Linked DNA regions of Homo sapiens: region 1 is linked to region 2. A link is a loop called in an ENCODE intact Hi-C map of the cell type or tissue named here. Cell type or tissue: Panc1. All regions are shown on one strand. Links, peaks and the distances in the headings refer to the core of each region. The heading gives the core; the rest is flanking DNA. Region 1 overlaps KIFAP3 (kinesin associated protein 3). Region 2 overlaps KIFAP3 (kinesin associated protein 3).

The links. Peaks named below come from ENCODE experiments on the same cell type or tissue, not always from the same donor. Only the 100,000 strongest peaks of a DNase experiment are listed, where the experiment ranks them.
Region 1: it touches region 2 in a loop (2.3-fold over the local background); 3 of 110 quality-filtered maps call a loop at or near these places.

The regions. Positions count from the first base shown.
Region 1 is chr1:169,991,298-170,004,145 of GRCh38, reverse strand. KIFAP3 (kinesin associated protein 3) reads left to right here. Exons shown (of 20, transcript NM_014970.4): 11 at 11,891-11,991. Among named protein-coding and RNA genes, the nearest start is that of KIFAP3, 77 kb to the left of the region's middle. RefSeq lists an enhancer at 297-934. In Panc1, for the core only: a CTCF peak has its summit at 7,478; no DNase peak of the experiment used is centred there; H3K27ac peaks cover 2,098 bases.
Region 2 is chr1:169,925,283-169,938,130 of GRCh38, reverse strand. The region is part of intron 19 of KIFAP3 (kinesin associated protein 3); the gene reads left to right. Among named protein-coding and RNA genes, the nearest start is that of SCYL3, 38 kb to the right of the region's middle. In Panc1, for the core only: CTCF peaks have their summits at 8,797 and 9,033 (motif pointing left); a DNase peak (open chromatin) is centred at 9,040; H3K27ac peaks cover 1,081 bases.

The DNA.
Region 1 (12,848 bases), core at 6,225-8,724, 68 kb before region 2:
TAAATTGCATTCCTAGGTATTTTATTCTCTTTGAAGCAATTGTGAATGGGAGTTCACTCATGATTTGGCTCTCTGTCTGTTATTGGTGTATAAGAATGCTTGTGATTTTTGCACATTGATTTTGTATCCTGAGACTTTGCTGAAGTTGCTTATCAGCTTAAGGAGATTTTGGGCTGAGACAATGGGGTTTTCTAGATATACAATCATGTCATCTGCAAACAGGGACAATTTGACTTCCTCTTTTCCTAATTGAATGCCCTTTATTTCCTTCTCCTGCCTGATTGCCCTGGCCAGAACTTCCAACACTACATTGAATTGGAGTGGTAAGAGAGGGCATCCCTGTCTTGTGCCAGTTTTCAAAGGGAATGCTTCCAGTTTTTGTCCATTCAGTATGATATTGGCTGTGGTTTTGTCATAGATAGCTCTTATTATTTTGAATACGTCCCATCAAGCTCGAACTGGGTGGAGCCCACCACAGCTGAAGGAAGCCTGCCTGCCTGCCTCTGTAGGCTCCACCTCTGGGGGCAGGGCACAAACAGACAAAAGGCAGCAGTAACCTCTGCAGACTTAGATGTCCCTGTCTGACAGCTTTGAAGAGATTAGTGGTTCTCCCAGCAGGCAGCTTGAGATCTGAGAACGGGCAGACTGCCTCCTCAAGTGCGTCCCTGACTCCCGAGTAGCCTAACTGGGAGGCACCCCCCAGTAGGTGTGGACTGACACCTCACACGGCCGGGAGGATTTGTTATAGAGGGTTTGTTTTAAACATTGAAATAGCACCTTAATTTCACTTATATTTTATAGCTTTCTCATGTATCAGTGAATTCAGGGCAGGAATCTTCTAATACAGTGATACTCAAAGTATGGTCCACAGAGCAATACTTGGTCTATTTGTTATTGGTTGTTACTGGTCTATAATGAGTAAGTCCAAAAATTGAAAGTAAGCACTTAGACACATATAGCAGTTTGACTGAATAAGATTTTGTCTGCTGAATGTAATAATAAAAATTTGCATCTTCTATTTTATATATCTTTTGTTTAATTTCATTTTTATTGTACTTTAATAAAAATGTTAGGGGAAGAAATGAAAAAACCTGGCTCACCACCACAGATAGTTTGAGAACCACTGTTCAAATAGATGAAATGGCAGTCTTAATCCTAGGTTAGTAAACTGTTCTTTAAACGTATTCAGAAGTCCATATAATTAGAACCCAGTATCACAGAATTACCCTGCCTTGGGATACCTCCTTAGCTCATTTATAAGCAGAGATGAGAATGTTTCTCATCCTTAAAAACTGAGGAATTAGTAGTGTTACCAATAGATGTTGCTAAGCTTTTCTATACTTAGAATAAGTGAATATTCATCTGGTGTACTTGTGTTAAGCATTTTCATATATAATTTATAAACCTATGCAAATTAACTAAAAAAGTTAATAGCTCTGACATATTTCTTAAAGTTATCTTTTAATCAGCAGAGCCACCCTGGTCAGTGATAAACGTATGGCACTGAAAGCTACTAGTATGAAGGTTTGAGCCATCATTTAAATTTTGATTCTGAGTTCTACCTGTGTAAATTTTGATTCTTCTAACTTTAAGAGTTTTAAATCTGTGCCAGTTTGCATGGCTGGCTTGTGCAGAAACTAATGTTATTGGTTATGACAGGAAAATTGGGACTCCTAAATTCAATAGCACATCAGGCCTGTTTCACAATTTTATGTGAATAATTTCAAAAGGTCTAATTTTTAGTCAGTAATGTTAGACCATATTGTCTTCATTGGAAGACAAATTAGAGTTTCTAAGGTGTTCCATATTGATATAAATGTTTCTCTATTCTGTGAGTAGACCCAAAATTGATTTTGAGAGTAAGAATGGCACCTGATTCATTTTTGTCTAGATTACATTTAGGTAATATGGGTTTGGGGCATTTTACAGAGCTGTAGAACAGTTTCATCAGCATGTAAGGAGTCAGACCAGGTCAAGAGTTAAGTGACAAATGTTTGATTTCTTCCGGTTTAGACAAGTCTGATTTCCCTTATTTTTGGAGATCACCAGAGCAGATACTGTTGAACTCTAAACTTTGATCATATAAAAACTAAGGGTTATTTCCTTTGACCATTCTGTCATATGTCTTTAAAAGAAAATTGACAAAGTTAACTTCTGAACACCTTTGAAATTTTTCCACAATTTTAAATTCACTTATTTACTTTATATTAATATGATCTAACTTTTAATTTACCAACAGCATCATAAAGAATGAAAAAATGAAACTTTATTTTGTGAAGAAAGCAACATTTTGCCTTTTCTGACTTATTAAAAACTGTTTGGAAATGGTCAGAATAATGATTTCCAAGCAAAATGAAGTGTTTTCCATTTTTTTGAAACTAGGTTGCCTTTATGATAGTTTCTTTAAGAAACTTAAAGTAGATTTTTTAAAAAATAAATTGGTTTGGTTGTTCTGTTTATTACCGAACTGTTATGGAATTTCACACATCTGTTTCAGAACACAACTCCTCATAGACTACTACACTGTTTCTCAATTTTAATAGGCCTCATTTATCCTATAAATAAACCTACATTTTCTTACCTGATCAAGTGAGCAAACAATAGGGGTCAGAAGTGGCAAACAGTTTAACAGAAAGCACATGTCTCGCCGTCAGGGTGAGGTAGACTCATATCAAGATTGCTTGAAGTTATTAATGGCAGTAAAATTTATGCTTCCTCCTGTTTTCCCAATTAAATCAAGAAGCCTTTTTTCTTAAGATTCTTCTGTCACCAGCTGGTTCCAATACTGTGTGTGTGTGAATATTGCCTAGGGTGTCTCCATTTCTAGATGGTAAAATTTGGCCAAAGCATATTAAGTCAATGATTTGGACATACAGGCTAGAAAGCAGTCATTGTTAAGGGCTTTATTTTGATCCTTATCATTTGTACCACAAGTATGTGTATTCTTTAGATCTTATTGCAAATAACTTGTATTCTATGGATGTAATAAAAATTCTACAGAAGACATAATAAAATAATTGAAGATATGATGAAAAATAAGCTGTGTGGCAAAATGTACAGTTGTACATACTAAAACAAATGAAAATCTATCAAAAATGTTCTATATAAGAGTACTCATTTAGTGACTATCTCTAAAAACAATGTTTAGCTTACTGGTAGATCTGCAATGTTAGTTTCTCATACTTTTAAAATTAAATAATTGGACATAAAAAATTACTTATCCGTGAACCACTGTACCTCAGAAACTATTGTTGTACTTAATGTTTTCATACTGATCTTTGTAACCTATAAATTATGTTATTTTTTCCCCTTAACTGTTGGTTAACAACTGTTGGTTTTTATCTGTTCATCTCAAATCTCGACTATAGACAAATATATTATAAAAGAGATCATCCAATGTAGTTACAGTCTTAAACATTGGTCTGTGCAAATTCAAGTTTAAACTAAGGCTATCTGTTTATATTGAGTATATATCTGCAGTATATGCTCTAATAAGTTAAGCATAAAATTATATGGAAACATGTATCAAAGATGTTCTGATATAGCTTCAATGTGTTTTTAGTCTATGTCAGTGTGTAGTTAACATGTTCAATAATTGTTGCAATTATCTTTTAAGTGGTGGTTTTCACCTGTGGCATTTTCACTGTATTGATAGAACTTTAGGGGCTCTCACTCCGTAATAAATGTAAAGACACCTGCAAATTTTGAAGCACGTTGTATTCATATAGACTTTCCAGGGGTAATATATCACCTTAATGCTATTCTATCCTAATATAGGTGTGCTTATATTCCCACTTCTATTATCTTTTCATGGAGCCTCTGTGACATCAAAGGGAGTGTTCCACTTTGAAAGAAGAAGACATAGAGTATAGAAGGGAATGAGAATCTGGCTAATAATGTGGCCCATAACTTGTGTTCTCACTTTGTTTTCACAGTGTTGGGCTGGATCTACTGCAGAAGCGGAAATTTGGCTTTTGAGTTCTCATGTTCAGAACTCGTATTTCTGCTTGACTGAACTGTGAATGAAAAATCCCAAGTGTCTTACAAAATTAGTAATTGAATGGTGTTTTTACTGATCACTTCACAGATGAAAAAACTGAAGACATTTTAAAATTCAAAACCCATCAGCATGTGTTTTGCCCTTTAATTGGCAGAAAATCGATTGTGAGAGCAGCCCAGAGAGCTGATAGTTTTTTCTCCTTCAGCTGCTCCAGCTGAACTACAGCTGTAAATTTCTTTAAAAAGAAAAAAAGATGCAATGTTTCTTATAAACTCTTGAATGTACTTTATAAGTGCAATAATTCCCACAAAATCAGTTACTGGAGTTAATGACCAGTTTGTTAAGGCATTAACTGCCCTCAGCTGGGAATGACCAATTTGAGGGGAATGGCTGCACAAATGCTAAGATAATTCAGTAACACTTTCAAATAATGATCCAGCTAATTAACGGTGAATTCCTGTGGAAATCCTATCGAAGTACTTATGACCTCTGCGTTTAATAGCCAGTGAGTTCATCATGATTCATGTTTATTACCATAAATACCAAAGGAATCATAATGACTAGGCCATTTTTTTTCTACCCTGCCCTTATTACTTGAACAGATTTAACTAATCCACCTCCAGTCATTAAGAACCTAGTTCTCAAGATACTCAGTCTTTTCACTGCCCTTGCTTAAAATTCACAGTCTTTGGTGCTGTGCCAGCATGCTGACTGTTGGCAGCCTGTTTTTACTTGGGATGCCGTTAGGGAATAATTGATGTCTTTATGTCTTAAAGGAGCCTTTTTGAAATGTCTACCATTTGTAGGATGTAGAGGAATCATAGCCGGTTAGCTACAGTTTATGGCTTCTAGTCATGAATTCTTACGAGAAAATCATACCCTCCAATCCTCATTTCTTGTAGGAATTCACTTAGGGTATATAAGATTTTTTTTCTTGAGCTTTATTTTGTAAGAACTCAGATGTTCTTTCTTTCAGTGAATGAAGAAGACTATTAGTTTACAATAAAAGATAAGCTCTTTATTTTACTTAGACCATTTAATCTCTCTAATAGCTGTTTATTGCTATGTGATCTGCAAATTAGCCTTTAAGTCGTAATATTAAATGTTGGCTGCCAAAGAGTCTTTACTTTCTTTGCAGACCTGTGTTTGAATAGATGAATTCAGGTTATTGCCAGACATCTTCCCCCTCCACGTACTCAATTTTGTTCTAAAATGCCTTGTCTTTTTGTTGTAGGTTCCAGATATCTGCTAGATGCCGTGAAGTTATAGGCTGCATTTTTATTAAGTATTGATTATTTATGTAATCATTTATGATTCAGTGAATAAGATACATATGGTTTATATACTGTAGTCTTCATATATTGAAATTATTTAGAAGAGAAAGAAAATATGTGATTTGTAACTGTAGGATAGAACTAGAATCATCAAGATAATATGTGGGTAACAAGACCGTTTATAAAATATTTACGTATTTTTCTGAATAAAAGGCCAAATGCCAGTTTATATCTTTTTCATTCCCTAATTACAAAAAGGGGGGGAATTAAATTTATAGTTATTTGTAAATCAGTTGTTTAAATTCTAGGGGAAACTTTACTCACATAAAATCCAGAAGACACATTAGCAACTTGGGTTAGAATATTATAGTCCCTTAGCTCTGTCATCACCTCCTTTCACACTGTTTCCTCAAGAAAAAAAAAAAGTGTGTGTGGTGTGTGTGTGTGTGTGTGTGTGTGTGTGTGTGTGTGTATATATATATATATATATCTGGTGAAGCACTAGTTGTAGTCCGATTTCTTTTGTTCAGTTGTGTTCAGCTAAAACATGGGGAAAACACCTCTGTCATATAGGTTTTATTTGCCTGGGACATGCTGTTTAAAGGTAAATGAAACAGGGTAGCTAATTGTGAGGTTTCTCTTCAGTGTCCTCAGACTTCTGTCTGTTCTTTCGTCTGCTTGATAGCCCATCATCTCCATGACTGTTCCCCACTTTAAGAGTGAAAGTAAGTTCTGTTAAAAGAAGGAAACCTGAAAGGATAAGAGATTTCTGAATGTGTGTGGAGGGGGGTATTGAGAGGGGATCATTTTCTTTACTAAAGTTTTTTTTTTTTTCCATTAAGGGATTTATAACTCTATGAGAGTGAGAGAATGATGATGGGTTCTTATTACATATGGGTCACTGAGTAGAGCCTCAGGTATAAGATGATTCTCCTAAGCCTAAATTTTATGAACAGCAGAGTTTTTTTTTTTTTATCCTTTTTTTTTTCTTTTTTTTTTTTTTTTGAGACGTCTCACTCAGCTGCCCAGGCTGGAGTGGAGTGGTACGATCTCGGCTCACTGCAACCACCATCTCCCAGATTCAAGTGATTCTCACATCTCAGCTTCCTGAGTAGCTGGGATTATAGGCACCTGCCATCATGCCTGGCAAATTTTTATGTTTTAGTAGAGACAGGGTTTCATCATGGTGGCCAGGCTGGTCTTGAACTCCTGACCTCAGGTAATCCACATGCCTCAGCCTCCCAAAGTGCTAAGATTACAGGCATGAACCTCTGTGTCCGGCCAAACAGCAGAGCTTTATAGGAAAATGACTAGGTAGAAAGGTAAGTGGCTCGGCCATAGGCTCAGAGTATACCTCTGAACTGTGTCTAGCTTATCTCAGAAATCTCGGCTGCCTCTCCAACTTACTTTACTTCTAACTACAGTTCAAGTCTTGAGGATAAAAAACACAAAGCATCATATATATTAGGAACACATGATAGTACTGTTGTATTAGTAAAACAGAAAAAATGTTATTGTCAACATAATAATAAGAAATGATATTTATTGAATTGATTTATTGTATGTCAAACTTAGTGCTAATTGCTTTACCAGGATTCTCTCATCTCATCCTCACACAACAACCTTTTCAGGTAGGTACAGTTATTATCCCATTTTTACAGATGATGAAACTGAAACACAGAATTTAAATAACATTCACAAGACTGTATAGCTAATGAGTGGAAGAGCCACAGATTGAACCCGAGCATTCTGCCTCCAGAGCCTGAGCTGTCAGCCAATGTTAGAGTATTGCTTTTATCAGTCTACCTATGTTTTAAGCTTCTAGCACCTTGTTTTTCTCATAAAATCACAGATCGATGCAGTTATTGTCCAATTTAGTGAGAATGAGTTTCAGAACTTAGGCTGCTGTAGGTCTAGTCCTCAAAACTGCTTGGGGGATAATGCAGTTTGCCCCATCAGGAAATTCTTTCATCCATTGGAACCTGCTATATCTGGGCACAGGTCCTCTGAGAAATATCTGATTGCATTTCTCCATTTCATGTCTTCTCTTCACCACTGCCAATCTTCTCACCCTTTTCCCCATGAGTCCCAGGTCCAGCAGATCGTACAGAGTCCCTCTAGATGCATCTCCTTCCTGTACTTCGCCCTAAGGAATGATGATGATAACTTACATTTATTTGGCATTATTGATTTCACTCCCTCTGCTGCCTCCTGGAAGGCTTGGTTAAAAGTACATGCATGAGCTTTATAGTCAGACCTAGGTTTGAATCCCAGATTCACATCTGTGTTTCCTTTTGAAAGGGTCATAGCCTTAGTGAATGTCATTGCCTCATCTCTGAATCAAAGATAATACCTACCCCTTTAATTACTGTAAGGTCTAAATGAGAAAAACTATGTTGAACATGCAATAGGAACAATACCATTGTTTGTTTAACCCATTCTCTTTAACCTTCTCTCAGAGAATTGTGGTATAAGAAAGATTAGTTGTCCATAGCCTTGTGTCCCTAGAGCTTCTCTTAACTTCAGTCCTTTAGTTTTTAGCAAACTTTTGGATATGATGATCATTTTAGATGAATATTATAGGAAATTGGAAACGTATTCAGAGTTTTTTTAATAGAGGATCACAGATCCTCTGTTAAAGCAGGAAGGTGTGGGAGAACTGCAAGGAACTTTCACCTTTGACCATAAGTGTGAAGAGAAAAGGAAAATGAGAAAGTACATAAGAGCAGAATTAGGACTGGCTGCAAAATGAATCATCCTACTTTTGGAAATTAGACGTTTAGTTTCACTATATAAAATTAATATAAATTGTTATATCTGAGAACTGCTTCTTATCTATATTATTCATCTGCCAGTAGAAATTATTATAATTTTTGGACTCTTCTCTGTACTTTCTGTTCTAACAGATACCCTTTATCCTGAGTTTGCCTTTGGAAGCTACACACACACACACAAGCTATATGTATACATACATGTATATAAAATTAATTAGAGAATTTCCCTTGTTATTCTTTTATTTATTTTAATTTTTTTAGCTTCTCCCAATGTTCAGGAATTTCTTGTTCTTTTAATGTAGTACCTATGTTTTAAAGGTGAGTCTTTCCTTCCTCTCACCTTACCTGAATGATGTGCCACCTCAGGACATTGCTTTTTAGAATTTTTTCATTGACATGAGCAGCAGACAGATTCTCCTAGAGTATAGAATAGCTTCCTGTTTCATTCCTAGCCTCACATTGAATTTTAATGTTTGATTATTTACTTTGTTGTTGAAGAATCTTTTATATTGGTTATTGATTTCTCTTTGTTTCTTTTACCATTTAATAAGTTGTATTACTTGGAATCCTACTTTTCAGTGAATCCATTACTAGAGAAAATATCTTCAAATATTTTTTAAAAATTAAGTAAGACTAGGACTTATCCACAGCTGAATGACAGATAGAAAATAACTAGAATCACAGGGAAAGAGAAACTTTCCTTCAGAATATGAGTTTGCTTTAAAACTCTGTTTGAAAAGATTTTCAAATATCTCAATTTCCGGGGGAAAAAAAATAATGTAAAATACAGTCAGACCAAGACTAAGGGATTCCTACCTTCTTGGGGAATAAAGTTGGAATTTTTCATGTTTAACCTACGTATCACGAGAACCTGTTCAAACGTTAAGTTTTGCTATGGCAAATGTGCTTTATACTAGAATAAGTATAAATTGGTGCCTTCAACAGTATAAAAATGTGGTCTGTTAAAATCTAACATTAAAATTGATAAATCTTACATATTTAGATTGCTCCAAACTCAAGGACAAAATTGTTGGGGTTAAGAACATTTATTTGTCTGCACTTTTCTCTTACTTGGAGCGATTTCACAATTTTTACCTACTGCCCGCCAAATAAAATTCTTACCCCTAAACAAAAACTTTAAATATTATTTTCTCCCACATTACTTTATCTTAGCTTTATTTTAACCTTAGTCAATAATCATTATCCTTAGAGCCTATCTCTGACTCTAATTCAGCTTCTCTCTTCTTTATAAATTTTGTAGTAAAGCTCTTCAAACAATAGAAGAAATGTGAAATTTACCTTAAATGATTTGACTCTCTATTCTGTAAATTTTCTATAAATTTAATTTTTCTATAAATAATACCATAGGGAAAAATTAAAAATAGATGAAATAAATAAATATTATTTCATATAAATAAAATGTATTTCCTGTATATGTTGTATTCCAAATAGTTGAATTAGTGAATTTATAGATTTTATTTAAGGTGAAAATGCTTACTAGTGTCCATTCATCTGAAAAACATATATTGTTTTTATCTTATCCCAAGGAGTTGTTCTTACTGCTATTGTAAGCAGTAGGAAATAGAATTAGCCAAACAGTTTTGCAAGATGCAAAATCTAAAACCTGGATTTAAAAAGCAGTATATTTTTAAAACATGTTTAATTCCCTCATATATCAGTGTTTATCAGTCTTTTATACCTGATAATGTCTTACTTAGAAAACAGTTTTACCTTGTGATATAAAAATGTTGAATACCAAAGGCATCAAATGAGGAAGAAAAATGTTTGAGAGTAGTATTGTAACATAACCTGGTAAAGATTTGGGAATCAGAGAGACCTGTGGTTAAATCCCCACTCAACCACTGACAAGGCTGTGTGGCAAGTATTTATTTTTCTCTAAACTGTAGATTTCTCATCTGAAACATAGGGATGATAAGACCTATTTGACAGATTGTTTTGAGATTCAATGCCATACAGTCTGTTTAGCATGGCTCTTGATATATAGTAAATGTTTAATAAATTATTATTAACCAATCAACAATTATTAAATACCTACTCTGTGCTAGGTACTATTCTTGCATCTGGGGATAATGCAGTGAATAAAGTCCTTGCTTTCATGGAGGTTATATGTTAGATAAATATATCAAATGGTAAGGAAGTTCAAAGTAAATTTGAGAGATAGAAGATCACTGTATTTTTTGCTTACTTTTTTTTTGAGACAGTCTTGCTCTGTTGCCCAGGCTGGCGTGCAGTGGCATGATCTGGGCTCACTGCAACCTCCACCTCCTGGGTACAAGCAATTCTCCTGCCTCAACCTTCCTAGTACCTGGGATTACAGGTGCACACCACCACATCCAGCTAATTTTTATATTTTTAGTAGAGACAGGGTTTCCATGTTGGCCAGGCTGGCGTTCAGTGGCACAATCTGGGCTCACTGCAAGCCTCACCTTCTGGGTACAAGCAAATCACCTGCCTGAAGCTTGCTAGACCCTGGGAAACTGAATACTTCTGTCTCAAATCTTTGTCTCTAATTCTGAACCCCTTTTAGAACTAGTAATTTCTATCTTTGATTAAATGAGTTTATTTCTTCAGCTTTTATATTTAAATATTAAAAACAGAATCAATCAGCAGATACTTACTGAACAACTTCCATGTTCTACACTAGGCCTTGTGAAAATACCAGTTTAGGGCCAGGCGCGGTGGCTCACGCCTGTAATCCCAGCACTTAGGGAGGCCAAGGTGGGCAGATCATGAGGTCAAGAGTTCGAGACCAGCCTGGCCAATATGGTGAAACCCTGTCTCTACTAAAAATAAAAATAAAAAATTAGCCAGGTGTGGTAGTGGGCGCCTGAATCCCAGCTACTCAGGAGGTTGAGGCAGGAGAATCCCTTGAACCTGGGAGGTGGAGGTTGCAGTGAGCCAAGATTGTGCCACTGCACTCTGGCCTGGGCGACAGAGTGAGACTCTGTCTCTGAAAAAAAAAAAAAAAAAGGACAGAAAAGAAAATACCAGTTTATTTCCTCTAAAGAATTTCTAACTACCTTGGGAATATCTTCAGAATTTCTCATGGCCTAGAATTTTCAAAAAGGATATTGTTTTTTGGATAAAATTTTTAGTTAGGCAACTTTTCTGGCTCTAGTTTTATCACTGACTTTGAGATTGTAAGTAGGTCCTTAAAATATGTTCTGTCTGAAAGCAGGTAGGATTAAATAATATATTAAAGTCCCATTTTGTTTTTCAAATCTTGATATGTATTCACTTTTTTTCAGTTTCAAAGCATATAAAACCAGAATAATCTTACCTTAGAAGTTCTGAGACATTCTTCATACTATATTTCGGCTGTGTTATAGCCTATAGCATTTTATAGTCATATATTTTATTTTTTTGTTATAACTACTACTTTACTTCTTTCATCATTTGGATGATATTTTCAGTTTCTGATTTGTAGAAAGATGCTTTTTTATTTACTATATCTAAACATCACCACTGTCAATGAATGTATTAATCACATATTTTGATAAAACAGTAAAGATGGGGAGGCTAATGACCCAATTGTTTTTATATTGGACTCATGAAAATAATTAATTCCTATGGTTAATTTTCTTTTTCAAAACTATACCTTGGGAAATAGACATTCTTTCTTGGAAATTAGTGATGTTTCACATATAACATGAATATGCTTGCTCTAAATTTTGGATTTGAAATAGATAGCTCAAAATATTTTTCAGATTAAGTTTATATAAAGATTTTATTCAGTAGTTTAAGTTGTAGTACATTAACATGAGTGTGCTATATAAAAAATATATATTTATAGCATCATCACCATGATGTTTTATTCCTAGGCAATGACAACTACAAACAAATAGCAATGTGTGTTCTTTACCACATAAGCATGGATGACCGCTTTAAATCAATGTTTGCATACACTGACTGTATACCACAGGTAAGTGGTTTAAGTGTTTTATGAAAAACATTTAACAAATATATATATTTTTTACTCTTTTCTCTTGATTTGTCAAGATTTTCTCTCTAAAAAAGTTCTCTTCTTAATAATACTACAAATTTATTATAGAAAATTGAGGAAGTACAGAACTGTATAAAAATGAAAATAACTTTCCATTATCCCAAACTTAGAGATAACTATTTAACACTTTGGTACACTTCTCTCTACATACTTAAAAAATAATATATTGAGATTACATGGTATATGTAATATTTACATATTGCTTTATTAATATATCATAATTATACTCTCATGTCACTGAACATTCTTCAAAAATTATTTTTAATTGTATAATATTCTATTACATGGATGTAACATAATTTAAATATTGTTAAATTGTATGTTTAGATTTTTTCCCATTTATCACATAAAAATGAATGTAAGCAAATGAAAATAATGTGAGATATCATATTTGTAAATGCTTCCCCACGTCTCTGAATTTTTCTTTAGTTTAAATTCTTAAAAGTAGGATAGCTAAGTCAAAAGATAATAAACACTTGTGTCTTTGTTTTGGCCAAAATATCTTCTAAGAAAACATAAGTTTTTATTTCCAGCTAGCATTTAATTTTTAGCAACACTGGATATTATTGTTCTTCTAAATATGCAGTGGTTCGTTATTTCTTTTTATTTGCATTTCCATGAATATTGGTGAGGTTGAACATTTTTTCCTGTGTTTATTATCCATATTCTGTTACAGATCATTCATATCTCTTGCCAGTCTTTCCTTCCTTCCTTCCTTTTTTTTTTTTGAGACAGGATCTTGCTCTGTTGCCCAGGCTAAAGTTCAGTGGTACAGT
Region 2 (12,848 bases), core at 7,873-10,372:
AAGCAACTCTTATAATGTCCCAATATTACAAGTGTGTAAAATCATATTTCTAGTCCATCTACTTTAATCTAGCCTAAAGAAACATTATAGGTTCACCATAACAGAGGAAGAAATAATATGATTAGTATTCAATATCTCATTAATAATAGCAATAACCAACTGACTAGAATTGCAAAATAATTATTTTCTTGGAGTTATATTTTTCATGGAGAAAGATCAGTAGAAAACATGCTTGGAAGTCACATAATTTCAGTTATAGTCAATTTCATTGCTGATTTGTTGTAAATTTTGTGTTGCACCTGGAGGAATGGCTCCATGTTTAAACATCAGGGAGTATTTGTATTAAGAATTTTTACTGCTGTATCTTTAGAGGATGGTGTAACTTTAGAAGATGGTTATGACTTTAGAGGATCTTAAAGTTGGTTGTATCTTTGGAGGATCTTAAAGTTGTATCTTTAGACTTGTATCTTAAAGTTATATCTTTAGTTGGTTGTATTTTTAGAGTATCTTTAGAGGATAATCAGAATATTTTAAAAATCTGTATTAGTTTTCATAGTCCAATAGCTTAAGTTCTGTAGCAACAAATACTACTCCATACTTAAAATGAATAGAGTTTCCTTGTTCATGTTTCTTTCCTATTACCAGGTTATAACTAATGGTCTGTTAGTAGTCAATAAATGATAAAAATAGCATATATACTGTTGGGATTTTTATGTTGTTATTGCTGCTCTTTCCAAAAGATACTTATAATTTTACTTAAAGTTTCTGTGATGACAGGTGAAATTAACTTTATAAAGCACAAAATATAGGATAAAATATAGAATCATTTAATGTTTGCTTTTAACACTTAAAATTTCCTTTATTCATAACCTTTTTAGTTGACAAGCACTTGGATGAGGTCTAGGGATATGGAGGTCGGTAAGAAATAATCTCATTCTCTTTAAGAGGCTTATATAGTTCAGGGTTAAAAATATAATTTTTTGAGATGAGTTAAAGCATTCTCTTTATTATTCTTTCAGCTTTCTGTTTTGAAAATATTTAAGGGTAATAGTATTATCAGGCTTATAAAAGTAATACTACATTGTCAGTATCTGGACATCAATGGTCTTTTACCTGTTTCTGCCCACTTTTATGTTACTCCAATATGTTGAGTAATATATATATATATAATATATATTCCTCTAAAAATTAAGGAGAACTCAGATGTTTAAGATGTTTATTCTAGTGTAAATAGAATAAATAATATTTGTCTATTGGAAATATTTCCAGCAGAATAAACATCTTAAACATTTCTGAATTCTCCTTAATTTTAAGAGGAAACAGAATTAATGATATTTAGAAAAGAATGCCACATTATCTTAAATAATACTCCCCCTCATTTTTTGTAAAGAGCATGCTATGTGGAGTGTGTCATTCATTGACTTACTTCTAGTACAAAAACACAGACCTTTAGTATCTTCTTATACACACACACAAAATTTAGAGAATGTGAATTTTCTTAGAAAAAAAGTAAGTAGGTTCAGATTTTATAGCACTCTAAGCTAAGCAGTACAATATTTGACAAAGAACCACATTATTTTTGAAATACAACTTTTTAAATTATATATGCTATTTCATAAAACATCGTACTTTGATGGTCTGACAATTCACTAGTGTTTAATTACTTCTTTAAAACAATAAGTAGTTTGGAAGGATTAGTCGAAACAGCAGCTTTTTGTGTCTTTGTAATAGAGATATTGCCTCTTTAGAAACACATCAGAGTCCTAAAAAATGTAATTTGAATAATTACAGGTTTGGGGAGAACCATTTTATCAAGGAGCTTTATATAAATGTTGATTTTCTATGACTCCCATCTCATGGGTGAAAGTTTTACTGAGTTAAAACTGACTTTTCATTTTACATAGAAATGTAAAATGTTCCAAGGGAACAAGAGACAAAACATTTTAGGCTTTGAACTTCTTTTAACACTGACATCATAGCTATTGATGAATTTTTAACACTTTTCATTGGAAGAGTTTTAAATTATAAAGGATTTGTTAAAATGCATCAGGTTTTCTAATTTTTAAAAAGTGGTCATTTGAAAATGGAGGCGATGTCTGGAGTTAAAGGATTAATTATGAGCTATAATCTTATAGAATTTACCTGTAGGAATTTTAGGCTAACACACAATCTTCCAATATTAGCCCAAATTAGTTGGTAATCTAACTGCTCAGTTCCTCCATGAATTAGATAGAACTCAGACCTGCTCCAAAGAGACAAGTATGGGACTCTGTCATATAATTTATTTTCAAATACTGCTTTGTTTTGTATTTAAACGTAATTATTAGTAATTTTCTAATCATTTTTCTAATATTAAAGTTAATTATGGGTATATGTAAAATCTGTGTGTATTTATCTTGATTCTTAAGTAAAAGCTACATATTTCTATGGTCTCATTTTAGAGTAGAAAGGCAGAATTAACAAATGCTGTCTTGCACCCTTTGAATAAGCTAAAGATTTTAAATAGTCTTTTGAATACACTTAAACAGGAACATAATTTCCTGAATATGTTCTCTTTTTATGAACATAAGTCAACATTATATTTTATGAAATACAATGTATCTTATATATATTAAGCCTGTTTTCTTTGTTTAGCTTTAGAAGAAACTATATCTAAAGTTGATACACCCTGCTTTTTCAGGGTTTTCCAGCCAAAAACAGCACCTTCCTACTGGGCTGTCAGAAACTAAAAGGCAAAGCGATCTTAAAAAGGAATCCAGATTTGTGTAGACAGTATCAAGTGGCTAATTTAGAGCCCCTCAAATATGAAAGGATGGGAGGAGGCTTCTATGAACATAGTTAGGCAAGTAAATTTTTAAAATGCAACTGTAGCTTAAAATTTACATCTTTTCAAATTTATACAAAAAAACCTATAAAGCTATATTGATATAGGTGCCCAAACTTCATGCTGAGATATTTTTTGAGGTGATAAATATGCAAGAGCTCTTAAAAGTCAAAAAATATTTTTATAAAACATTGTAAAATGCATTAATAAGTATTTTTAAAAAGCATTTTAAGAGTTGTAAAAAATCTCAAAAAAGTATTTTTAAAAAGCATTCAAATATTTTTTAAAGTATTTTTAAAAATGTTTTCAAAGCCTTCATATATATTAGGCTATTATAATTTACCTCATTCTTTTTATACACTATGGGGAAAAAGAAACTATTACAATTTTATGCAGTTGCATGTTACCTTATCCCCCAACAAACTCTGGGGAAGGGAGATACTGTTTGCCATCAGCAAGTAGATACCATAGTTATTTTAAATTGAATCAATTTGTCCCTGTTCCTGCATACTTGAAATAACAAATATAGATATACCTATATGTTCATTCAGAATACTGTCTAAAACCCAGATAATCTCAAAAATGTATGGTGCATTCCATCTCCTTAAAGAATTCTCATAGTTGCCCAGCTTTGCTTATAAGTGCCAGATTGTCAGGTTGGCACAAACCCAAAGACAACACACATCGCAGAATGAAAATACTCCACCCTAAACGTTTTCATGACCTGTGTGCACTTTTCTAAGAGAAGCCAACACTGGCAGTAAACCTGAGTATAGGAATGCGTACAATGTGGGAAGTGATGATTTGCATGAGATAACTAAAAACCTTACCCTTGATTTACTACTTTGAAAATAAACTCACTGAGTATCAAATAAGATGAAAAAGCATGTAACTAGAATCTGTCAGTAAGTTTCATCCCTAAAGGTGTTGTTATTTTCATCAATCATGACATAAAATCTAAAGGGTTTTGATTGAATAACCTTATTTATACAAACAGTTCAGTCTCACTACGGTAAAAGGAAAGAACGATTGGCCACGGCATTATTTTAGTGCAACAACAATTAGTATGTTTATGTGGAGGCATAAATCTCTATGAATTATGTAGGAGCCCTATAAAGGCAAAACAGAAAGCATGTGTATGAAGCATGCCAAGTATGATAGAGTATCCCTTAACTGTCTAGATCATTAGGCAGAAGCCAGAATTTCCTAAGCATTTCTAGGGAAGTATTCATCATTTTCATATGTCATAACAATAACACCACCAAATACATACTATATGCGGGTACTTTTCTTGGAAATACAATAATCTCAAGGCATAGAGATATTAAAAGATATAGCCATTATTCTTATTTTACAAAGAAAGAAGTCATGTCAAAGTTAGTTACAGATATAGACTGAAAAAAGTTACATCAGTAGAGACACAAATCCCATTCAGATATTCTAGTTTTGAAGTAATTGCACCCTACTAACTTTAAGAAAATTTAGGAGTTATTGATAAGTTCATAGTTTGTACTTAAGTTAGTTTGGGTGAATTTCATAAACTTAATTGCTAGTCCTTAAATTAAGAGGGGAAATGCTGATGTACATGAGTGACAAAGAAGAAAAAAGATAGTGTTTCCTTAGGCTGATTTAAGAATAATTTTAACTTAAAATATGACTCTTACAAGTCAGATAAACAATTGTCATATATTTCTACATTCCAGTCTACACTGAATTTGTTTATGTCAATGCAAAGTGTGACCAAAGGATGCTTAGCCCTATTCTTTGAAGATGATATAGAAATACCATGCTTCATCATCAAAAGACATGTAATCTTATAATCTATAGTCTTATACCTGAGCAGAAAATGAATTTACCTTTTTTAAAAAAGAAACCCATAATGTAACAGTTAAATATAGTCTTAAGGACCAAGAAAGCTTATAATAGTAGAGATTTACTTTAATTCCTGTTCTTCTAATACATTTCTGGTATATTATACAGTATTCTGAGATCCTAAATGTTCTAGAGGACATTAAATAACTGTGAAATATTTTTCTGACCTGTATTTATTACTGAAATTACTGAACTAATGGCTGCAAAACATCAAATAATACTGCCCACTATAAATCTTTTGAAATATCCATACAAAGCAAGGAAATGCCTTTATGTGTGTGTATATATTTGCATTTATAAGTTTAGAATCAAATTTTTTAAGTTATCATGCTTAGCTGTTTAAAAAGATGCACTTTTAATGTGTTTAAATATAATTTCTATTATCTATATGTTTGCCCTCAATTTTGCAAAAAGGTTAGTTTGATTTAGCTTTCCAGAAACATCTTTATCAGTCATTGCTCGATTTTTATCATCCAAATGTAATTTGACTATTATTTTAGACTAAAAAATATTGACACAAATGAATAAGTAGATTATGAAATAAATAGGAGATTTTATATTAAGCATCTTACATTTGATAAGATTTTCAGGATTTTTTTAAGACAAACATTTGTCTGCTTCCTTAAAGTGAAAAGTTTCTAAACTATTCCAAAATGTTCCCAAACTGAATGATTTGTTTAAGGACTTTGGAGACATGAGTTTTAACAAAAAAAAAAACTTAACATTAATTAAAAAAAAAAAAAAGTCTGGTGTTATGTCAGTAGTGTTTTTTATTCATATAAGAGAGACTAGTATTATGTCCGTGGGGGTAGCATGCATGTTAGATGGCTGTATTAACTCTTTGATTTTTGTTCATATGTCAGACTTGTCTGTTTTATAAAGAAAGATGGGGAGTTGATATAGCCCATTTTGTGTAGCACTTGTGATAATTTTATATTCCATTTTTTGAATTTGTTCATTTCAATAGTGCATTATCACTTTAAGATTCTGGTTGGCACTTAAACTACAGTAACTAAAGGTTATTTTTCATATTTTAACCAGTTTAGCCAGAGTTTTTAGTACTAGTATTAACTTTTGAATTATGTTTAAGGTCTTAGACTTTACAGCATGTTTAGTTTATTTTCATTTCTTATTAGTATTTTTCAGTACTTAATAGTCTCTTGCCCCCACCTCCAACAAGAACTTTCCTCTCTGTTCAACATCAGAAACATTTTCCTTTTGGCATGTGCTTTCTAGTTCCCCAAACAGTATAAGCAAATTGGAAAGTTTAGCTGTCATTCTTGGAAGGTTACAGATCACACTAGCAGCCTGAGTAATCCAAGAGGTTTTAAGTATCATAGCATTTAGTTTAAAGTGAAATTTGCTCTGACAGGGCTGGCAGACCAATAGGAAAAAGAAATATTTGTGCTTGGAGAAGTGCATATGTAGAGACCAAAAGTATAACTGATGGCTGGAAGTGATTTCAGTCTAAAAAAACAAATCATTAAGAGAGTGCATAGGGGTAAAATACACAGTTCATATTTTAAAGAGTCTCAAAATGAACCAGCAACTAAGGTTAGCATTACATAGTAATTAGTTGTGGTGTTCAGGCTTTAACTCACTCAGTACCAGACAGTATAGTTAAACTGTCGCTGAAAAAACATTGCTACTTACATGATATTCTCTAGTTTAAACCTATAGCAGTAATTTTTGTACCTTAAAAAACCAAGGTATTATGACAGATTATATAAATGTTGAACCAGTAACAGACAAACAATTATTTAAAGGACGTGCTAATGACTCAGTTTATTGACCTAGGGGTTATTTAAGCCGCTCAGCAAGTTCCCTTAACATTTGGTGGTATGAAATGAAGCATTGCTTGATAGTATAGAACTGCCAATTTCAAGAAGTCCTTGTGCTTAATGGAAGAAATGTAAGTTAAAGATGACTAGATGGCATACCTTCATTAAAATATTGCCAGAAAAAGCCAAAGACCTTTATAGGTTTGAGTAAATATTCATTTCAACTTGATAATCACATCTGACAACTTCCATTAGGTACCTATTAGAGCATTTTTTCTGTTAATAACTACAAATAAGGAAAAATAAAATATATTTTAATGGCTCCAGTTATTTCTTGCACGTCATTTTTCTCTTCAAGAAAGCCTATTATGAGCCAGAGGAATCTAAAATTTATATTTTTTTCCTTGAATATGCAGATAAATAATAATAAAATGGGTCAGACACGGTGGCTTACGCCTGTAATCTCAGCATTTTGGGAGGCTGAGGCAGGCGGATCACCTGAGTTCAGGAGTTCGAGACTAGCCTGGACAACGTGGCAAAACCCCATCTCTACTAAAAATACAAAAATTAGCCAGGCATTGTGGCACGGGCCTGTAATCCCAGCTACTTGGGAGGCTAAGGCAGGAGAGTCACTTGAACCCAGGAGGTGGAGGTTGCAGTGAGCCAGGATTGCACCATTGCGCTCTAGCCTGGGCAAGAAGAGTGAAACTCCACCTCAAAAAAAAAAAAAAAAAAAAAAGAAGTAATAATAAAATGAAAAGGACTTCCAGCAAGATGATAGACTGAGCTAATTTGGAAGGGACCACTCCTATGCAGATAATATGTAAATGGTGGACAAAAATGTAACAGAAATTTATATGACTAAGTTCATAAGAAAGATAGGGAATACCCCAATGACAAAAAAACACCAACCGGAATATTGAACTAGGTACGAGTTATTTGGTAAAGGAAGATGGAACTGAATTCTCTAAATAAAGCCTGGAATTTCAATTTTTTCTCATCAGTTGAAAAGAGGACTAAATGATGTTAATTCACCAGCCCAGAGAAGTGGCCAAAACCTGTCTGTGCTCAAAGACCCTAGGTAGGGGAAGATAGTCACCCATGTGAAAGAGAAGTCACAAGCTTGTTTCATGCACATGAGTGGGTTCAGAATTTACACCGTATACTTAATTCAGGGAACCTTAGTCAAGAAATTGCCATTTAGATTGTTTTAGGACAGCCATCTCAATGAAAACATAAAAAGGACCATCATGAAAGAGAATCATCAGAATGTAATGGAAATCCCATTTTATCAATGTTCAATATGCCATGGAGTTTAAATTTGATAAGCCTTGTTTTAAAGCTTTGTAAAGTACATGACAGTACACGACAAGCGCTCTAACAGCAAGAGTGTTAGGATGCCCAAGAATTAGAGTTAATAGAAGAATCTCAATTAGACTATATAAAATGTAATAAAAAAGTAAATTAATAAAAAGGAATAGAAAACTTAATGCAATGATATAGTATCAAAAAGTACCAAGTATAACATCTCCACATTAAAATATAATCACTAAAATATTACTCTGGAGGCAGGTTAATCAACAGATTGAGATGTATAAGAAAAGTATAACTTGAATGAAATTAGAGGAGAGTCAATGAAATGGAATTTCTTTACCATTTAGAATAAATCAGTGCAACTATTTTACACACGTTCCCTTCATCATTAGTACAAATTAGTTTTTATCTGAAGTATCTCAGTGTAGTAACTAAATTGAAAGGATTTTTCCCCAAGGTGCTGTTTTTCACCCTTAGAACTGACAGATGTCCTTCAAAAAATGTTTTTAATAAACTCCAGATGAGTATTTTAAATACAGCCTCCCACTACTCATATAATTTGCCCTTGATTTTTGAAAAAAAATACTAGTTTGAATTCATTAAGAATAAGATTCTTTAAGATGCTGTAGCCATTTAGTTTTATTGTAATAAAAGGAAAATTTATAATTATGCATATAAAAGATTAAGAATAAAACTAAATGGGAAATGACAACTAAACTTGATATATGCTGGTGAAACTCATTAGAAGACTGCTTAACCATGCTCTTGGATTTTATTTTCTCAACAATACAAAAGTTCAAGTCCAAAGAAATGAGTAATACCTTTGAGCAACTTAAAATATATATTTATTACATATAGATTTATAGAAACAAGATGCCATTAATATTGGTTCAATGAAAAATTTTAGAAGCTATGTTATAGTAATAGCACTTTAACATGCATGCATGTTACATTTTTCAGTGTTCAAGACAATTAGCATCTTTTCTTATAACCTCTTTTCTTATGATCTATTTTCTTAGGCACCCAACATTCACAAAACTTTTTTTGCATGTAACTGATAGGTATTTCTATTTAGCTGTAAATTATTTCATAATCATAAAACTGGACATTAATTATCTGCGACAGCAATGGATGCCACATTCTATGAATGTTAAATGTGCTGAGAAGTTTAAATTTAATAATCCTTGCTTTGAAATTTTGTAGAAGTACCTGATACTCAGTGGTAAGACAAGCTCTCCATCTAGTGGTTGGTCTATAAATGACAAACATTTAGATCTCGATGTAGTAGTACATCATTTTACTAGTGTTAGGTATTGTTTTATACTCGTTATTTCGTTCAACCTGCACATCTCTTCTTATTGTAAGAATTTCAAGGAGAAAATATTCTCTTTTCCAAGAACAGTTCAGCCCTGTAGAAGATAGGGGCAAGCTTCTTCTACAATCTGATTTCATCTCCATGGAATACCACAGCATCTCAGTTATTTGATGAAGCATATCCCCATACTAAGGGGGCAAAATTTGCTCCATTCCAATGAAATATAACCTTTAAAATTTCCAGCCAGTTTTCAAATTCTTCTCCTTTAGTCTCAGTCCCCAACTCGTAAAGGTATAACTTTAATTTTTTTTTTTTTTTTTTTTTTGGAGACAGGGTCTCACTCACTCTGTTGCCCAGGCTGGAGTGCAGTGGCGGTCATGGCTCACTGCAGCCTCAACCTCCTGGGCTCAAGTGATCCTCCTGCTTCAAACCCATGAGTAGCTGGGACCATGGGTGTGCACCACCATGCCTGCATAATTTTCTGTATTTTTGTAGAAATGAGGTTTTGCCATGTCTTGAACTCCTGGGCTCAGGCAACCCGCCTACCTCAGCCTCCCAAAGTGCTGGGATTTTAGGCATAAGCAACAGCATCTGGCCTAAAAAAACTATTTTAAAAGAGAAAAGATGGTCCGGGCACAGTGGCTCACGCCTGTAATCCCAGCACTTTGGGAGGCCAAAATGGGTGGATCATGAGGTCAGGAGTTCAAGACCAGCCTGGCCAAGATGCTGAAACCCAGTCTCTACTAAATATACAAAAATTAGCTGGGTGTGGTGGCACACACCTGTAATCCCAGCTAATTTGGAGGCTGAGGCAGGAGAATTGCTTGAACCTGGGTGGCAGAGGTTGCAGTGAGCCAAGATCACGCCACTGCACTCCAGCCTGGGCAACAGAGCAAGACTCCATCTCAAAGAAAAAAAAAAGAGAAAAGATAACATTGTTGTGAATTGTAGCATATTTGATCATTGTTATTTCTGCCAGTACCCCTCTGTAGGTTCTCATTACTTCACATTTGGACAGCTGTAATAGGTTCTTCAGTGTTCATGATTTTGCCTCTCAACCCCCTTTCCTACTACAATTATCTTCCTAAAACATAGAATTTGGTCATTCTCTTTCTTAGCAACCATTGACAACTCTCCAGTAGCCACCAGTTCTTAGCAGGTTTATGAAAAGCTTCAATATCTAGTCCTAACCTCCCTTTCTAGCCTTATCTCCTGCCATTTGCTTATATCATAAATCTAAAACTTTAACCATAACAAACCATTTGCTCTTCGTCAGCCACTCCTCTCTGTTGCTCAGGCTGCTCCACCATCAGGAATTCTGTCTCTCTTTGCCTGTGAGATCTTACTTGACTTTTAAGACTAATTCATTCATGAATTCATGTAATTTTTGAATGCCCACTCCATGTCAGATACAATACTAGAGCCTAGGGATATAGCAATGGCCAAAACACTCCTTGCCCTCCATGGTGTTTATTTTCTAATGGGAAAGAAATACAATAACAAAATATGTCAGGAGGTAACAGATGCATTAAAATCAAAGTATTTTGTATGAAGACTTTCTAGCTGCCAAGATTGTCCTGTAGCAATTTGTACATGTCTCTAATATACTCTTATATTAAATATTTATCCCCCCTCTTTTCTTCTGTAGCAATTTATACATATGCTACAGTAGGATGACATCAGGTTATTATCAGAATATTTCTTCCATGTTAGGTGCCTCCAATCCTTATAGTCAAGGACTATGTCGTATTTGTTATTGCCTTCCCAGCACCATGTTTTTTCCTTGGCTTCAAAAACTATACTTAACCACATTGTAGGAACTCAATAAATGTTTCTACTATTTGGATAGGTGGATGGATGGGCAAATGGTATATAGAGTCACTATTACAATAGACCTAAATTTCCCATGACAAATCATACTTAAGCTGAAATTACCCTGATGATCAATTAACAATCTACTTAGAAAGATAAACATACTGATTTTGATTCTATAATCAATATATTAGAGAAATTGATAAAAAGAATGAACTATTCCAAAAAATTATGAAGAAGTAATTTCATACAGTTTTATAATATCCTGGAAAGTTTCTTCCTATAACAGCTCATGTTAAATTCTTTCACTTGACAATTCCAAAAGAATTCCAGCCTTCAATATTACCTGATGGATCACAAAGACTGGTTTGTTAAGAAAAATCACTGCTGCCTATTTATAAATATGTAGTCATAAATGATTTTGTCTTGGGAAGAATAGAATTCCTAAAGACAGACTCAGACTAAAAAGATGAAATTTAGCATGGTAGTTATAAGTAAAATTTTGAATGTGTGTGTGTGTGTGTGTGTGTACACACACAACTGTACATATATACAGAAAAAACTTAATGTTACATGTAACTATAACTCAATATTATATAACTATATATAACTCAATGTTATATATATATACACATATATACACAGTCAATTATAAGCAGTCAATATTAGGCAACTTTGTGATAATGTCTTCTTAAAATTTTTGTTTAAGATTAATACAGTTTTAGCCTACAATAGTGTAAAGTCAGATATAGGATCTTTTATTCTGTACTGGTTTCAGATCACATCATAAGTATCACGTTAATTTTAGCTTCTTCATTTGAAGACAAACACTAGAAAATGGAAGTGGTTTTAGAGAGCAACTGAGATGGTAAAGATTAGAGACCATGTAATGAGGCTTGAATAAACAAGGGTTGTGAAGCAGTCATATCAAAGAAGAATTGGACTCCTTGTGTGGTTTCAGAGGGTAATTCTAAGACTAGTTGAACTGGATTTTAGAGCTGTGTAATAAAGAACTTTCCAACAGTTTTACATATCCATAAATGGAATGAACTGCCTTGACAAAGTAGTGAGCACTTCCTTCTGGAGGTGTTCAGAAGAGAGCTGGATAGACCCTGTCAAGGATGTTGTGAATAAAAGTGTAGCCAATATTATTTCTTAAAATGTTCCCAAGTCAAAGACTTCCATGAGCCTTTGAAAAAATAATTTGGCCTGCATTTATTCTTTTTGTAGCCATTTATTAATAAATTCATTACTTGCTCTACATTGATATTGCTGACCTAGGAATTTAAAAGAAGAAAAAGGCTTGTGTTGCTTTTATCTCGTTTTAATAAAATAATGATACTTTTCACTTATGCAGCACTTTTCATCCAAGGATTTCAAAGTGCTTTACAAATACGCACTAATTAAGCCTCACAAACAGCCAGAGGTAGGTGGTTTTCTTCTCTTTCTACAGGAATGTCAACTCTGGCCCAGAAATTTAATAAGAGCCTGTGAGTGCCTGAGATTCTTTACTGGCTGCCATTCCCTTGTAATGTGCTGCATGTGAAGCATCACTTGTCATTTCCAGATTTCTTTGTTCCTGCTCTGAATCATATCAAGTTTAGAATTCTAATGATTGCTATTACAAATGTGTTTGAAGTCTTGCAAATATTAGCAAAAATTCAGTCTTCTGCTTGCTGAATGCTAATTAGATTTCTAAATTTGTTTATTTAAAAAAACACACTCTAGATATGGTTTTCTATTTGTTGTTGGGTTTTAAATATAATTTTTCTCTTTTAAAGAATTTGTCATTTTTCTTTCTAGGTACCCAGAAATAATTGTTCTTGGGAGATAAAACTTAATGGCAGATTGACTTTTTGGCCTTATCATTCCTAGTTATCTTTTCACAATAAACAATAACCATTTTCTTTGGACCAGAATTATGTATTTT